2 separate regions of the Homo sapiens genome follow, and region 2 is linked to region 1. The links are chromatin loops, found by intact Hi-C in ENCODE. Cell type or tissue: spleen. All regions are shown on one strand. Each heading gives the region's core, and the rest is flanking DNA. Links, peaks and the distances in the headings are about the cores only. Region 1 has its middle 65 kb from the start of FCN1. Region 2 overlaps COL5A1 (collagen type V alpha 1 chain).

Evidence for each region. Hi-C counts contacts between places; a loop is a spot of excess contacts. Peaks named below come from ENCODE experiments on the same cell type or tissue, not always from the same donor. Only the 100,000 strongest peaks of a DNase experiment are listed, where the experiment ranks them.
Region 2: a loop joins it to region 1, with 6 times the contacts of the local background. A loop is called at or near these places in 36 of 110 quality-filtered maps.

The regions. Positions count from the first base shown.
Region 1 is chr9:134,981,589-134,984,487 of GRCh38, reverse strand. No RefSeq gene overlaps it. Among named protein-coding and RNA genes, the nearest start is that of FCN1, 65 kb to the right of the region's middle. RefSeq lists enhancers at 821-1,409, 1,410-2,000. In spleen, for the core only: CTCF peaks have their summits at 967 and 1,169 (motif pointing right); a DNase peak (open chromatin) is centred at 1,207; H3K27ac peaks cover 641 bases; H3K27me3 peaks cover 593 bases.
Region 2 is chr9:134,777,722-134,780,620 of GRCh38, reverse strand. COL5A1 (collagen type V alpha 1 chain) reads right to left here. Exons shown (of 66, transcript NM_000093.5): 28 at 475-519. Among named protein-coding and RNA genes, the nearest start is that of MIR3689C, 70 kb to the left of the region's middle. RefSeq lists enhancers at 1,965-2,224, 1,779-2,388. In spleen, for the core only: a CTCF peak has its summit at 1,598; a DNase peak (open chromatin) is centred at 1,564; H3K27ac peaks cover 339 bases.

The sequences.
Region 1 (2,899 bases), core at 156-2,655:
GTATCAGCAGCAGCAGGAGCCCTGTGGGACCTGCGCTGTGGGACCCACCCCGTGGTGATACTGTGATGGAGGCGGCCTCTCCGTCCGCTCCCCCGCCTCAGCCTCAGAACTGGCATCCAAGTGCTGCTTGCATGACTTTCCTGTAGCTGCTGGAACAGAGTGCCACACCCTTGGGGGCTTCAAACTACACACATTTATTTTCTTACAGTTCTGGAAGTCAAAGGTCTAAACCAAGGTGCCAATGGGGCTGGCTCCTCCTGGAAGCTTCAGGGGAGAACCCCTTCCTGCCTCTCCTGCTTCTAGAGGCCTCCTGCATTCCTTGGCTCGTAGCCCCTTCCTCTACCTTCAAAGCTGGGAACATCACGTGAAAGTTGTCAGAATCAAAATAGAGTCACTTGTGTCAAACCCTAACAAAAAAAAAAAGTCAAGAGGCTAAGAAGGGCCCTCCCTGCCCCACACACCTGCCGGCGGTAAGAACTATCATAAAGGCTCTCTGAAGGGCTCTTATCTACATATGCCTGTAGCAAGAACTTTTCCGAAGGACTTTCCAAACTGCCACTTGCTATCTGAGTCACAGGGACAGCTGGTCGGATGCACAAGAACCCTTGCCTGACACGCTGTCTCCATCTCCAGGCATGAACTGACGTCAACTCTCACAACAAGACTCTGTGACCAGGGTTCTCTTTGCTTCAAAACAACTTATGTGCATGCCTCCCTTTGCCTTTAAAAGCTTCCCCTTGCCTCAACCTCCTTGCACATGCCTGTGGTCCCCACAGCCCTCGTAGCCAGGACAGGAACCCCGCCTATGCACTCCTGGATACACTCAGCATCACTGGACGAGCTGTCTCTGTTGCTTAGGTTGACAGTGGCATCTTCGACTCTCGCGTTGACCTCTGCTTCTGTGGTCATATCCTTTCTGACTTGGACCCTCCTGCCTCCCTCTCATAAGGACTCTTGTGGCTCATGGGGCCACCCAGATAATCCAGGATAAGCCCCCATCCCAGGGCTCTTCACCTAATCCCACCTGCAGGGTCCCTTTTGCCATGCCAGGGAACATACTCACAGGCTCTGGGTTTAGGGTGTGGACATACTTGGAGCCGTTATTCAGCCCACCTGAGTGCCTTATTTAGGGAGGGACAGGAAGGGCCGAGTGGCAGATAATCGGGTCAGATCCTGCGGGCTCTGTGGGTAGCCGCCGGCAGGTGGCGGTAACTGACCTCAGGCCACACTTGGACTTGCATAAAGCTATGGGTCAAGTTCCTCCGGGTGAAGTGCAGTCCCCACCCCCGCCCCCTGTGCTCAGGGTCCTTTGCGCCTGCTATTCCTGTGCACGCAGAGAAAACTGCCCCTCGGGCCTTCGCGTGGCTGTCCTTCCCCACTCCAGCAGGGCTCTGTTCCAGCGTCAGGATCTCTCCACCGCACGTCCAAAGTGCGGCCCACTCGTCGCCCCTTCACCCTGGCCTGTCCCTCTCAGCAAATGATCATCTCTGTGTTTACTGTGTGTCCTCGGTAGAACATAAGCTGCCCAAGGACAAACAGGGTGTGTTTTGTTCATGGCTCTTTTCCAGGGGCTACAGGAGCAATACAGGCATTTAGTGGGTGTCGTGGGGTTGAACTCTGTCCCCCAGAAAGATATGGGGAAGTCCTAGTTCCCAATACCTGCAAAAGAGACCTCATTTGCAAACAGGGTCTTTCAGGTGTAGTCAGGTTGAGATGAGGTTGTACTGAGGGGGGGTGGCCTTAGGAGGGGAAGGGGGTTCCGGAGACACACGCGGAAGATGGCAGCAGAGACTGGGGTGACGCCCCACTGACCTGGATGTTGAGCTCCCGGCCTCTGGGCAGCAAGGGAAGGAATTCCTGGGGGTTGAAGGCCCCTCATTCATGGTCTTTTGCTACAACAGCCCTGGGAAAGGAACAAGGCAGGATTCGGCTGTTTGTGAGGACGCACAGTCCAAGGCACCAGCACGAGGGTGCTGGCTGCGGACGGCTATCCTGAGCCTCTCCTGGCCTAGCCAGCCTGACTCTCCAGCCACAGCCCACCCAGCCCTGATGTGCAGGATTCCTTCGTTCTGCTGTAAAGATGGGGGCACCCTTCCACTTCAGTGGAATCTTTGAGCAGCTGCCTGTCATTTAAATAATTTCTCTTAATTTTTTAAAAAAGATAAATTTAAACATTTAGATAATTTAAAAGAAAACGCAGCTCCTACTGCCCTCCTTGTATAACCACCATCCTCTCACTGTCCGTCCTCCCCGTGGAATGATCATTATCTCGCCATCCTTCCTCCCTGTATAACCATCATCGTCCTCCCGCCGTCCCTCCTCCCAGTGTAGCCATCATAACCCTCTCGCTGTCCCTCCTCTCTGTATAGCCATCATCCTCTTGCCATCCCTCCTCCCTGTATAACCATCATCCTCTCGCCGTCCCTCCTCCCTGTGTAACCATCATCTTCCTCTCGCCATCCTTCCTGCCTGTATAGCCATCATCCTGTCGCCATCCCTTCTCCCTGTATAACCATCCCTCCTCCCTGTGTAACCATCATCATCCTCTTGCCGTCCCTCCTCCCTGTGTAACCATCATCATCCTTTTGCCGTCCCTCCTCCCTGTGTAACCATCATCTTCCTCTCACCATCCCTCCTCCCTGTGTAACCATCATCATCCTCTTGCCGTCCCTCCTCCCTGTGTAACCATCATCATCCTCTTGCCGTCCCTCCTCCCTGTGTAACCATCATCTTCCTCTCACCATCCCTCCTCCCTGTATAACCATCATCTTCCTCTCACCATCCCTCCTACCTGTATAGCCATCATCATCTCGCCATCCCGCTTGTGTAACCATCATTATCCTCTAGCCATCCCTCCTCCCTGTATAAGCATCATCTTCCTCTTACGATCCCTCCTCTC
Region 2 (2,899 bases), core at 196-2,695, 200 kb after region 1:
CGGCCTCTCTCCCTCCCTGCCTGGCTCTGCTGCACACTGTGAGTTTCTGCAGCTTGGGCTGCCCAGGGATGAACATCTAACAACTAAGTGGACCCTCGTGCCAGCGGCCATGCAAGGCGGCCCACCTGGGAGTGGGGAGGGTGACAGGTGTCCACTGGCCCCTGCAGGCACGTGGGGGGCCGTGTGTTGTCTCTGGGGCCAAGGCCTTCTCCTTGTGCAGAGACACAAACCCTGGACCCACTCAGCTCTGCTAGGAGATGTGCCCCTGGGGACCCGAGGGCCTATCCTCAACTTACTCTTCTTCCGTCTGCAAACAGAGACACTTTCCACAGAGTGGCATCCATCCCCCTCAGTACTCAGAGGCGACATCCACCTCAGCTGGTTTCATGGAAGAAGCATTGTGGGAGGGCCCCGCTGGCTGGAATTCGGCTCCGGACTAAGCAGGGGGCCCCGTGGCTGCAAGGAGAGACTTACCTTCTCGCCCTTTGTGCCCTTCAGACCACGGATGCCATCGGCCCCCTGTGCGGGTGGGAAAAGAAAAAGGAGTGAATGGTTACAAGTCTCAGCCTTTCTAGAGCTGTCGCAGGCGTGTCAAGACAGGCTGAGCTCGCTGAAGCTGACAGATGAGGCCAGCGCCCTGCCCTCAACACACTTCCTCCCATATGTCCCCCTGTGGCCTCAGGAGGCCCAGCGTGTCCACAATTCCTGGGCTGACTCCACTGACTCCTGTTCTTCATGCAAAGACCCAAACCCATCCCCCACCTTCCAGCCCAAGCTCTGGACCCGCCCTTCCAAGGGCCCACACCCGGCAGCCAACACACCCCTCCTGCTTCCCATTATAGCATCATCTTCTAGAAACACCCCCACCTTTCAGAGGTTTGGGGAGGAAGCAGGAGGTGAGGTCTAAGGCAGACTTGATTAGGTCCCAGCTCCCCCTCCATGGCCTCTGACAATGCCCCAGACTCCTGCGTGCCTCAGTTTCCTCATTTGGGAAGTGGAGAGGACGACAACCCTTACCTCGTTACCACTGTTGGGAGGGAAATGCCTGCTAAGCTCTCAGAACAGCACCTAGCACCCAGCACACAGCAGGTGTCAATAAACAGAAGCCCAGTGCCATGTATTTCAACTCCGTGTTAACATGAAGAGATGATACTGTGATATTACTAATGAATGATGATAACATATTTATTGCAGTTGTCATGAGTTCAGGACACACCATCCCACCTCCCTGCTGAACAGGAGTTTCTGGGACGGGGCCCAGGACTATTTCTCTGACACTCTCACTGTGCCAAGCGCCTGGGGCAGTGGAGGTAAATCTGTGGGGTGGAATTACGCAGCCACACCCTTGCTGTTAATGTCTTTGACTTCAGCCCTCCCAGCAGGGTGACTTTTAGCTAGAGAGACTACCTCGGGCTACCTCAGGCCACCTGCCCGTGGGACTTGAGAGAGAGAGAGAAGCCACACTGCCCCCGGCACCGGGATTCCAGGCTGAGGCTGAAGCCGGGGCCACAGAGCACTGGAGGACGCAGGGCCTGCCGGCTGCCCTCTGGTGGTCAGAACTTCCCACATACTTGGCAGTTCTGGCCTTTCCCCAGGTCCTGGAGAGGGAGGGGCTCTGGGAAGGGATGGAGACACGGAGGAGCTCCTTTCTGCAGAGGTGGCTGGCCTTGGGCTGCGTGCCCTGGCTCTGCCAAGGAGCTGCGGATGTAACTGCAGAAACGCCTTCCACTCCAGTGCCAGCTGCAAGGCACTTCCAGCCACGCAGACAGGGCAGCGGCGTGGTTGCCCTGAACCATAATCACTGGAGGATTTGGAGCACCGGAGACAAGCAAGAGTTCTGCCACTACACCTGCAGGCACCATTGCTGAAGTCATGTCTGCTTCACACCTGGCCGCCACCACTAGTGGAGAGGCCTGGGACACCTCCCTCTACGCCCAGCACAGGGCGGAGGCAGCCGGGAGGGCAAGGTGGGCTCGGAGCAGCTCTGGTTCGTCTGGCCTGGCACTTGGCACACTAATGTGGGCCAGCATGGAGCGCCTTGGGGGGACAGGGCACAGCTCAGAAACAGCACTGGCCCAAGCAGGGAGGCCGACTCCAAACAAGCCTCTCCTACGCTAGTCTCTACCCCAGCCTGAGATGGGACATGGACCTCAAGATGGAGAGGAAGCGCCGGACAAACACAGCTTGCGTATTCCAGGGCTGAGTGGGAACGACCAGCCAAGCCGCGAGGAGGCTCAGAACAGCCTGCTGCAGGCCACTGCCCCCACTGAGCACAGCACGCGCTTGGCAGCACCTGTGGGCCCGGGCAGCCCAGGAAGGTGAGAAGTGACTCAGCTGGGCCAGCTGCTGAGAGGCGAGTGGTTTCTAAGCACTTGGTGGTGTTTTTTTCCTAGCAGATGCCTTCTTCCAAAGCAATCCTGGCTGGAAGCCCCCAGAGTTTTGAAAAGAGAACAGGTAGGGCCACGCTGGCTGACACAGAGCTGGGGGCCCCAGAAAACCACCTGCCGTCTCACCACGGCGTGGCATCGCCTCAGAGACAACAGCCCCAGAACCCCACCAAGAAGGGCTTTTTAGGAGATGAGCTACTTTCTTTTCTTAGGGCAGTTTTGAGTCCTCACCATACTTGCAAAATAGAAGAGCAACTTTGGATTCTGCTTATTTCCTCTGAAACGCACAGGAAAATCGCAGGTGTGGCTGAGAATACAATCAGGGTTGAGCCTGCTCAGCAGCGTCTGATCCTGAATGCAAGGTGATGTCCAGCTGCCCCTCCCTGCCCTGAGTCCTGGGGGACTGGGTTTGTGTGGCTGGCATTATTTCCCAGGAGCACTAAACTCCCTGGCACAGCACCCGGGGGCATTGGCACCAGCTCTCCTCCCTCTGGCTGGGCAGGCTGGGGGAC